Linked DNA regions of Homo sapiens: region 2 is linked to region 1. Evidence: chromatin loops called from intact Hi-C (ENCODE). Cell type or tissue: ascending aorta. All regions are shown on one strand. Each heading gives the region's core, and the rest is flanking DNA. Links, peaks and the distances in the headings are about the cores only. Region 1 overlaps CPNE9 (copine family member 9). Region 2 holds the start of TTLL3 (tubulin tyrosine ligase like 3).

What was found. A loop is a pair of places that touch in the nucleus more often than their neighbours do. Peaks named below come from ENCODE experiments on the same cell type or tissue, not always from the same donor. Only the 100,000 strongest peaks of a DNase experiment are listed, where the experiment ranks them.
Region 2: it touches region 1 in a loop (9-fold over the local background); 9 of 110 quality-filtered maps call a loop at or near these places.

What each region holds. Positions count from the first base shown.
Region 1 is chr3:9,713,620-9,718,993 of GRCh38, reverse strand. CPNE9 (copine family member 9) reads right to left here. Exons shown (of 21, transcript NM_153635.3): 11 at 4,039-4,080; 12 at 3,630-3,705; 13 at 3,468-3,521; 14 at 2,959-3,020; 15 at 1,890-1,936; 16 at 784-965; 17 at 392-519. Among named protein-coding and RNA genes, the nearest start is that of CPNE9, 12 kb to the right of the region's middle. RefSeq lists a silencer at 3,079-3,208. In ascending aorta, for the core only: a CTCF peak has its summit at 3,034; a DNase peak (open chromatin) is centred at 3,013; H3K27ac peaks cover 2,017 bases.
Region 2 is chr3:9,806,760-9,812,133 of GRCh38, reverse strand. All of the region lies in intron 4 of ARPC4-TTLL3 (ARPC4-TTLL3 readthrough), which reads right to left. It overlaps ARPC4 (actin related protein 2/3 complex subunit 4), which reads right to left. Exons shown (of 6, transcript NM_005718.5): 6 at 5,033-5,374. TTLL3 (tubulin tyrosine ligase like 3) reads right to left here and starts at 1,872. Exons shown (of 14, transcript NM_001387446.1): 1 at 1,740-1,872; 2 at 1,425-1,513. The coding sequence starts at 1,472. RefSeq lists a silencer at 1,691-2,170 and an enhancer at 2,651-2,800. In ascending aorta, for the core only: no CTCF peak of the experiment used is centred there; DNase peaks (open chromatin) are centred at 1,525, 1,893 and 2,253; H3K4me3 peaks cover 2,344 bases; H3K27ac peaks cover 2,942 bases.

The DNA of each region.
Region 1 (5,374 bases), core at 111-5,110:
GTGGTGGCATGCGCCAGTAATCCCTGCTATTTGGGAGGCTGAGGCAGGAGAATTGCTTGAATCTGGGAGGCGGAGGTTGCAGTGAGCCGAGACCATGCCACTGCACTCCAGCATGGCAACAGAGCAAGACTCTGTCTCAAAAAAAAAAAAAAAAAAAAAGAGATGGGGTCTCACTAAATTGCCTAAGTTGGTCTTGAACTCCTAGGCTCAAGTGATCCTCCTGCCTCAGTCTCCCAAAGTGTTGGGATTACAGGTATGAGCCACCATGCCTGGCCTCTCCTGTTTACTTCAAATCATCCTAAATTACTTAGAGTGCTCCTGACTATCCTTGGGGGGTCAATCCCTTATGTGGGTCCCCTCATTTCCCCCAGCTTCCACCCAGTTCCCTTACCTGGCCACTTGGTTGATGACAGGAGCAAAGTAGGTGGGCCCATAGAGCTGCACTGTGCGCAGGCTCTGGAAATAGCTCTCCAGCACACCCTCGATGCCCGCACAGTTGGGGTCCTCATCATTGTTGTTCTGTCAAAGAATATGCCCTGCCAGGCTGAGCCCATGCAGGGTACATGCAGGAGTGCTCTGATTCCAGCTCACTCCTTCCTTTTTCCATCAGTCCCTTTCATGCTCCCCTCCAAACCCAGCCCTGCTCCCCTCCCTGCTCTGCTATCCTCTCATAGCTTCCTGTTCCTCTACATGCCCTTTGAAGTAATGTAAACAGAACAAAATCATCAACTTGGGTGAACCAGATGCCAGGGCACGGAGGGTAAGCTCTGGCCAATACCATACCAGGGGGAACTGGTGGGAGATCCGTCCCTCTGGGGGCAGCTTGGCCCCAAAGCCATAAGCTGGGAAGAGCTTATCACTGTCATAGTCCTGGATGATCTCTCCCACTGCCTTGAGGGCCATGGCATAGGCGCTGAGCTGGTAGGGACTCATGTAGTGCAGGGAGGTAGGCTGCAGAGGATTCCCTGTAGGGACACAGGAACCCCAGCCTCATGATCATCTGGATCATCCATCTGTTCACCTGCTTATCTTTGTGTGCATTCATCCACCTATATCCATTTATCTGCCCTCTACCCATGTCCTCCCTCCTTATTTTACCCAATCATCCATTTGTTCATTTATCCATCTATCCACCCACCCATCCCTATATCTATTCATCCATTTACCTACCTACCCACACATCCATCCACCCATCTACCTAGCCATACATCTATCTTTCAGTCTACTTATACATCTTTATCCACCAATCTCTCCATTCTCTTATGCAGCTATCCACTTACCCACTCATCCATCCATCAGTCCATCCATCCATCCATCCATCCACCCACTTGTCTACTTGCCATTTTTCTTCATTTTCCACCCATCTATACAACAGTATTATTTTATCCATCCGGCTAGCCAGCCCTCTCCATTCCATTCATTCCCTTGTCTATTCTCATATGGATCTATCCACTCATGCATTTCCCCTAATTACTTGTTATTTCCCCAACTTAAACTTTAGTCCATTTGTCCACCCACATACCCATCGATGCATCTACTTGTCTAACCTATTATACTCACCAACCCATGTACCCACTCCATTTGTTCATGGATCTATGCATCCATTCATGACTCACCACCTGTTCACCTCTCCATCTCTCCTTATACCCCCTTTCTCTCTCATCCATCAGCCTACTCATCCACCTGTTGAGCTATATATCCTTTCAACCCTCTATGATCCATCTACCCATCTATTTTTCTGCACTCTATTTTCCTGGCTGGGTTTTGCCTAAGTTTGGGCTTCTTGGGTAGGTAAACTCTTATCTCTAGGTAGGAATCCAGGCCAACTCCTAATGACTCCCTTAGAAGTGCCTTCCCACCTCCGACTTTTTCACTCATCCGTGTCTCACCATTGGAAGCCGTGAAGTCAATGGCTACTGTGAAGTTCAGCTGTGTCCTGTTGGGGAAGCAGATGAATTGAGAAGTGAGGAACTAATGATTATTACATCACTATTTCTCAAACAGTAATGTGCATATGGATCACGTGGGGCTCATGTTAAAATGCAGATTCTGATCCAGATGGTCTGGGTAGAGCCTAACAAACTCCCAAGTAATGCTGATGCTGCTGGCTCATGGACTACACTTTAGGTAACAGAATTAAATGCCTACTGTGTGGCAGGTGTATTATATGTCATTTAATTTAACCCTTACTATAGCCCTGAAGTAGTGATTAATATCCCCATTTGGCTGGGCGCCGTGGCTCACGCCTGTAATCAGCACTTTGGGAGGCTGAGGAGGGTGGATCACCTGAGGTCGGGAGTTTGAGACCAGCCTGACCAACATGGGGAAACCGCATCTCTACTAAAAATACAAAAAATTAGCCGGGCGTGGTGGCGCATGCCTGTAATCCCAGCTACTTGGGAGGCTGAGGCAGGAGAATTGCTTGAACCTGGGAGGCGGAGGTTGCAGTGAGCCAAGATCGCACCATTGCACTTCAGCCTGGGCAACAAGAGTGAAACGCCATCTCAAAAAAAAAAAAATCCTCATTTTACATAGGAGAAAAGTGAAGTTCAGAGAAGCAAAGTTACCTTTCCCAGGTCTGCCTGCCTCCACCAAACCAAACAGAATGTCCCCTATAGTCTGCTTGGTTGTGCCCTCTCTTCTACCTCTCCCTCTTGCCTGACTATAACTTTATTTGTGCCCCAATTAGGTTACTGGGGCCACCAGTGAAGACCACTGGTCTGGGAGCCATCTTCCCAGGAGGAGTCGAAAGCTAAGAATGAAAAGCAGCCCCATGAAGGGAACTAAGAAGAGCAGTATTTTGCATTTTACAGAGCACTTTATAGTTGGCCAAGTGTTTTAAAGTTTATCTCCATGGTCTCACTGGGCCCTGACCATTCATAAATAAGAAACCTGGGGCTCAGAACTGGGAGTAATTTATTGCCGGGCTTTCAGCCCAGAGCTTGGCCTGTGACTCACCCTCCCTTGATGTAATCAACAAAAGTGAATTCAGAGTCCACAGAGAAGGAGAGCAGCGTCACCTGTGGGACAGAATAGGCAGCCCTGGCACTTTGGAAAAGGCAGTTGGGGTGGCAGAAGGAAGTGAGGCCCATAGGGGCTTGGAAAGAGGCACGTGATGGGAGGCACATGATTCCACCCGCTCCCCCAGTCAGTCCCACCCTGTTCAACTTCTGACAGGGGAAAAGGGGAAGCTGTCAGAAACATCGTTGGATTTCCAAAAGTATATTAAATTGGGAAATACAACTTAGGTTTTTTTCTTTTATTCTGCAAAAGAGTGAAGTCAGAAAAATTTCCTGAGTGAGAAAAAAAACAAAGAAAAACTTAAGTGGTGCTCCTTGTGCCCAATATTACTATTCCAAGTAATCTGTGCCCACTGTCTTGCCCTGCCCTCGATATTTGCCATGCTGTGTCAATGGGGACAGACACGGAAGGATCCAGGGAGGGCCACGGCTCTAGGGAGCACTCACAGTTCCTGAGTTGACATATTTCTTCTTCTTACATTTCTTCCGAGGGTTAAGAACCTAAGGGGAGGAGGTAACAGTGATGATGAGAAACAAAGGAAGGGAGGTCCAGACTGAGCACACTGGGATGGAGGGCCTGGGTGACCTGGGCAGGGCTGGAATGCTCACCTCATATACTGTGAACTGGTTCTGGGCCTTGCTCAGCTCCCGGTAGCTGGTGGTGAACTCACCAATGAAATCGTGGCTGCAATGAGGTGGGCGTGGCTAAGCAGCAGGTGCTGCTGGTTTGGAACCAGAGCTGAACCCAGTCTTTTATTCCTCCTATCCTAAGCCCCTACTTAGGCTGCAGGGCAGCCTAGTGCTGGGGCCATAAGGGAGGCCAAACATAGGGGAAAAACGGGAAGAGACAGTGTCCAGAGAGACAATTGGGGGGATCAGTTGTACCCAAGACACTGGTGTTTATCATCACCTTTCCTGGCTCCTAAAGCTACTTTGGGGTTCTCAGTGAATGTACAACATATTATTGAGAACTGCTTGGGTCAAGTACAGGAGAAGGGACCATGTGGGGCAGTTCTACCTTCCATCCCGGTCCCAGTCGTACACATCAATCTTCACCGTTCTGAAATGTAGGAGATAAACATACCCTAGGTGTGTATGATAAATCCCAGAGACACCCTCATACACTTAACCACACACATATCATCTCCCCATCCACCCATCTGTCTTCCCATTAAGTTGTTCATCTTTCAACCTGCCTCCCATCCTGTCTATTCATTCATCAGTCTGTGCCTGTACCCAACCACCTACCCCTATTAATACTACTCTGGTTAGTACCACTAATACTTTTTTTGTTTGTTTGGTTGGTTTTTTTTTTTTTTTTTTTTTTTTTTTTTACCACTTTGAGCCTTATTGTATTCCAGGCATTTTTCTCAGCACATTCACAGATTGTCTCATTTAACTTAACAATCACCCTATATAAAGTAATTACTATTATTATTATTTTGGGATAAGGAAATTGAGATACAAAAAAAAAAAAGTAATTTGGCTAAGATCTCATAGCTAGTAAATGACTGAACTGAGATTTAAACCCAGGCATCCTGATTCCAAAGACTTTGTTCTTAACTGTCATGCCTAAATCATTCCATATGTCTACCTATCAGTATATCAGCCCATCCAACCATCCGTCTATCCATCTAGCTACCTATTTACCCATATATTTGCCAGTCCAATTACCTATCAGTTCATCTCTTTAGCCACCTAACTATACATCTAGCCATTCACTGACTCACTGAGGCATGCAAGCATCCATCTGTCTGTCTGTCTACCAACTATATAACATCTATCCATCTGGTTATCCATTCATCAGCATAACCATTCATCTACTCATCTATGTGCCCATCCATTCTTCCACCCTTCCACCTACCACCTATCTTTATTATTTATTTATTTATTTATTTATTGAGACGGAGTCTTGCTCTGTCGCCCAGGCTGGAGTGCAGTGGCGTGATCTCGGCTCACTGTAAGCTCCACTTCCCAGGTTCATGCCATTCTCCTGCCTCAGCCTCCTGAGTAGCTGGAACTACAGGCGCCCACCACCACGCCCGGCTAATTTTTTTTGTATTTTTAGTAGAGATGGGGTTTCACCGTGTTAGCCAGGATGGTCTCGATCTCCTGACCTCGTGATCTGCCCGTCTCGGCCTCCCAAAGTGCTGGGATTACATGTGTGAGCCACCGCGCCCGGCCCCTACCATCTGTCTTTATACTACCCATTTACTCATTCATTTGGTTGGCCTATCCATCTAATTTATACCCATCCATCAACTAATTCACCTACAAATCCATCCGTTCATCCATTTGCCATCTATTCATCTATCCAACCATCAATCCACTTGTCACTCTACCTATCTTTTTGT
Region 2 (5,374 bases), core at 187-5,186, 93 kb before region 1:
CCCAAAATGCTGGGATTACAGGTGTAAGCCACCGCGTCTGGCCAATACTATGCATTTTTATTAGATACTGTTATCTCCATTTTACGGGCTATGAAACAGAGGCATAGAGAAATTAAGCAGGGTGCCTGAGGCCCCATAGTGGTTAAGCAAAAGAGCAGGGATTTACATCCTGGCAGTTTGGCTCCAGAAACTGCATACTTAATGGGATCCAGAGAAACTACTTAGAAATACATGGTCAGGGAAGGTTGAAAGGAAGCCATGAATGTACAGAGCTGGGAAATGGCGGTTCAGGCAGAGGGGAATGCATGTGCAAAGGCCTTGAGGCTGGAGAGAGGTCAGAAGGAACTGAAGGGAGACCAGAGTGAGTGGAACATGGAAAATGATGGGGAAAGCCCCAGAGGAGGTAGGCAGTGGCCAGACTGTGGAAGGCCCTGCAGGCCTTGGAACGGACTTGGATTTCATACTAAGAGTGTCATGAGCAAAAAAGGCTAACTGAGGGAATCTTTCTAAGCTTGGCTTGCTGCTGTATTACAAAAAGATGAGGGGACAGGATGGAGGTAGACCAGCTAGGAGGCTGTCATAGTTTGCCTAGGAGAGAAATCACAATTACTAAAATGAAGGTGGTTACAACACAGACGGGAGAAGGTGCTAGAGTTGAGAATCGTTTTGGAGGTGGAGATGACAAGTGGTTTTGCTGATGGAATTAGACCTGTGGGTGAAGAAACAGAAAGATGAGATTTCTGGCGTGAGGAACTGAGAGATGGGAAAGACTGGAGACTGGGGAGGACGACAGGTTTGGGCAGGAAGATCAAAGTCTGGTTTGGGACATGAATTTGAAATGCTTGTTAAGTTTTCTGGGTGTAGATGACAGGTAGGGGCTAGATCTACGGGATGTGGAGTTCGAGGCTGGGCTGGAAGGGGCACGGAGAGGGTGCAGCACACTGACTGGACTCAGCCAAGGACACAGCCAAAGGAGACAGACCTGGGGAAGGGGCCAGGGGGCCACTAATGGCTGAGGAACCTTTAAAGGCCGCTGAAAAGCAGCAGCCAAAGAGGGAGAAAGGAAAACTAGGAGCGTGCAGTCAGACAGCCAAGAGGAAGGGTGTGTGGGGCAGCGGTGTCGAAAGATACAGGGTGCCCAACCGAGATCAAGACCGAAAGGCACTGCTGGGTTTGGCTCCCTGGAACTCACCAGGCACCTTGATTAGAGTGGGACATCGCAGGGAACCAGAGTGGAGGGAGCCCAGAAGTTTGGTGCTGAAGGGGTAAACGGGGAGGTAGTTGAAGATGGGTGTGGTGGTTGAGGATTTTTGCTATTGTTTTTTCTTTTGCTTTTGTTTTTTAAGGATATAAGAAAACAGCGCAGGGAGACAGGCTGAGCCGCTCCCAGGGCCCTTTCTAAGCGCCCCTGCCCCTCCTCTGACCTTGACAGCTCTCTCCACGTAGATTTTGGCGTTTCTGAGCCGGTTCATGTGAGACGCCTTGGAGGATCCTCGCCAGAGGACCGGGAAACCTGCAGAAAGATGCGGAATAGGGGCGGGGTACACTGAGGCTGGGCCTAGGGTCTCGGCCTAGGATCTTTTCTGGCCGCCCATAGCCACGCCTCTTTTCTTCCTCCTGCCTTCATCCAGATGCCCACCCTCAGCCGCTCTTCTCCCGACCCCCAGTCCCTCCACCCCAGCGTCTTGTCGTCCTCGCAGCCGCTGTAGGCCAGAGCGAGCGGGCCGCACGGGCCTCACCATCCTGCGGAGAGGGGTCGAGGACCGGGGTGTGCGGGGGGCCGAGGGGGTGGGTATCCGAGGCGCCCTGGGCGTGGGTGCCTGGGACCAGCGTCTTGAAGGCGCCGCTGAGGCGGCGCGCAGGGGCGGGGCTGCCCGCCTGGCATCTGCCGCCTGCGTGACCCTCCTCGGACTGGGCGGAGGCAGGGCCGGCCCATGGCAGCCTCCTGGGTGGACGGAACTCGGAGCGGCGCGCCGAGGGGAAACTGGTGCGTGGCTCGAGCGGCTGCGGCTTCCGCAGCCAGTTGCACACCGCGCCGCCCTCCTGGCGGTACCAGGAGGCCGAGCCCCGGCGCCCGGGCCCCAGCTCCCTCGCGCTCAGGAGCAGTGGCGCGTCGGGGCCCTGCATGCGCCCCTCGCCGCGCTCGCCCTCCCAGGGCCCCTGATCCCGCGCCCCTCCGCGTCGCCGCCTCCTCTCCCGGGAAGTTCCTGCCTAGGCTCGAGCCTTGTCCTCCGTTCCAAGCCCCGCCCCGTTTGCTATTGCCTTGGAAACCATTCCCTGGGCACCATCAGACCGCTCGGGGCTGGTTGGGGGCTGCGATGGGCCCCGGGGCAGTCGAGCGAGGGCTTCCTTATGACCTGGGGCCTCACCCAGACCCTTGATGAGCAGGGCACTGAAGGCGGAAGAGAGCACTGAGCCCCAGTTAGTTAGTGTTGCGGTTCCTTATCCAGTACTTCCTGGTGCCACCGGCCCTAGGGTTTGAGTGATTCCACAGTATTTATAGGCGCTAACAAATGGCCCCTGACCTCATGGAGCTTACTAAAAGCCCAGTGTGAGGGGAATAAAAAGCAAGTAACAAAGGAAGAGAATAGTTTACAGGTATAATAAGGGCAATGAACAAGCAGAGGTGAAACCAGGAAGGGGGCGCATTTTAGATAAAGTGGCGCATTTAAGCTGAAGGTGTAAATGCCAGGAGTCAGGAGTCACCAGGGAAAGGGGAGGAACTGCACTTCAGGGAAGGGACAGTCCCAGCAACAGCCCTGAGAAGGGTAAGAACCTCTGTGCGAACTACAAGACAGCCAGGGTGGCTGGAGCCTGGTGAGGCCAGATCAGACCTGCTGGGCCTGGCAGATGGGCCTAGGGTAAGGTCCTTAGCGAGGGCAGCATATGGGGGTAACAAGAAGGTGCAGAGCACACCCTCCCCAGAAACTGGAAATGGAAAAACAATCATTTGAGTCAACTGCGAAAGAAATGTAATAGTTCACAACAGTTATGCCTGGCCCCCAGGCTAAGACTGTAAGCAACCTTTTTGGAAGCACTGGCAAAATATTATCCTCAAAAGTCACAGGGGAGGTAAGGCTCCAAGATGTTAAACAATTTGCCTCAAATCACAGAGCAGAGGCAGCACTGGAACCCAGGTCTGACTCCAAAGCCTGTCTCTTAAACACCTGTTATCACTCAGGTTGCCTGCCAGTCACAGAAGGACCACACAGGGACAGTTTGAGAGGCAAACTCTAGCAGTGCCCCCGCAGGCAGAGTCGAAGAGTGTCCTGGTAAGAGCCCAGCTTTGTCAGTCACTGGGTAGATGTGCTCTTAAGAGTGAAGGTGGATCCCCCACCTTCCTGTCCAGCTGACCCCAACTCCCCTTTAGCTGATGGCTGGACTTCCCGAAAAGCATGCCCCCCAGGAAAGGTGATTTAGGGAATTTGGACCCTGGGAGAGAGATACATGACAAATGAGGTTTGTGGCTGGCTCACCCAGGCAATGCTGTCCTGTGAGGGTTGTTGAGTGACCAGCTGCTATATCCTATTAGTCACCCAGTTTCACTGTGAGCACCTTTAACATTCACTGCAAAGCTAGAACATAGCCATGTGCCCTGGAGGAGGGAACACCTAATTCAGAGGGGTGGCGAGGTAGGTCACAGAGGTAATGTCATAAAGGAGATGATAGCACTTTGGGAGGCTGAGGCGGGGGGATCACCCAAGGCAGCCGAGGCAACATAGTGAGACCTAAAAAAAAACAAAAACCAAAAACAAAAAAATTAGCTGGGCGTGGTGGCACAGGCCTGTGGTCCCAGCTACTCAGGAAGCTGAGGTGGGAGAATCACTTGAGCCTGGGGAAGCTGAGGCTGCAGTGAGCCATGCTTGCGCCACTGCACTCCAGCCTGGGTAACAAAGCGAGACCCTGTCTCAAAAATGAAAAAAAAAAAGGGGGGGGGAGGAGGGGGGCAATAGCTGTTCCAAGTTGCCCTTACCCCCTCCTCCCTTTAACATCACCTTGTCCACCCCATCAGAAGAAACCCCTCTGGCCATCTGGAGGAATCCCTTTTGAAAGCTCAGCTCAAAGGTTCACCCTTCTTGAAGCTTACCCTGACACCCACTCCTATATTTACCCCTTGGCCCCCAGACTTCCAATATTAAATATGAAACACTTCAGTGAACCTTTTACACACCCAGCCCTTTTCCTGGACCTCCAAGCCTCAAGGCAAGGATAAACATCATGAACACTGGAAATTATTCAACAGCCCAGCCACTGGGCTGGTGGAAAAAATATAGTTCAGTCAGTACCTGTGTAGCAGCGACCGTATCAGATTGTTTATATTCATTATCTCCACTTCATAGACTAAGAAACTGAGACACAAAATAGAAGTAACTTAGCCAAATCTGGCAAGAAGAATCAGGACTCAAACACAAGGGTCTTTTGTCTTTTTACTTCAAGGTGTTACTAAGGTCTAGTACTATCCAATGGAACTTTCTGCAATGATGGGAATCTCTATGTATGTGTTGTATATGCTGTATGTCTATATATGCTGTTATATATGGTACAGTCACTGGTAGCTGTTAAGTTGCCAGTGGGACTGGGGAACTGGATTTTAAACTTTATTTAATTGTAATAATTAAAATTTAAATAGCCACTTGTGGATGGTGATTACTGTTTTGGCACAGGCAAAAGTCTACTCTCTTGCTCACTGGCTAGATTTGGGGCAAGCTATTACATCTCATGTTTGGAACCTCAGTTTCCTTATCCACCAAATGGGAGCACTGTTTCTCTGAGGTTACTTTTTAGCCCAAGTAAGTTCCTTATGTGAAAAGCACCAAAGCTCTGTATAGGCAGACAGAGCAGTTTCAGAAATTAATGGTGCCTGGACTGCAATGAATGGAGTCTCTGGGTTGGGACCCCTGGCAGGAATAATGGCAGGACCAATCATGAGACTGCACCCAGTGGGGAGCTCCAGGCACAATTACCAGCCATCTGGTCTCAGGGAAAAGAAGCCCCACCTCCCCTCCTTTCACACACACACACAGCATAGACCTCATGCAGCCCCAAAGGGGCAAAAAGAGACTTTAATTAGGGGAGGGAGGATCCACCAGAATCAGAAAAGGGACAGCTAGCGTGGGAGCAGAGGAGCCAGAACAGGCAGGAGGAGGGCCCGGCCAGGAAGCTCTGGAGGACTCACCTCGCCACCTCTGGCACAGGCACTGGCACTGACGGACAAGGCGAAACAGCGGCCCCTCTCAACTGGGAGGGCACCCAATGGCCCCTGTAGCCAGAGGTTGCCCGGCTTTTGGGCCCCAGGTCCTAGGCATGACTGGTGGTCACCAATTTGGCCCTTGTCCCCAACCAGTGCTGGGGGGCCATCTTTAGGCAGAACTCA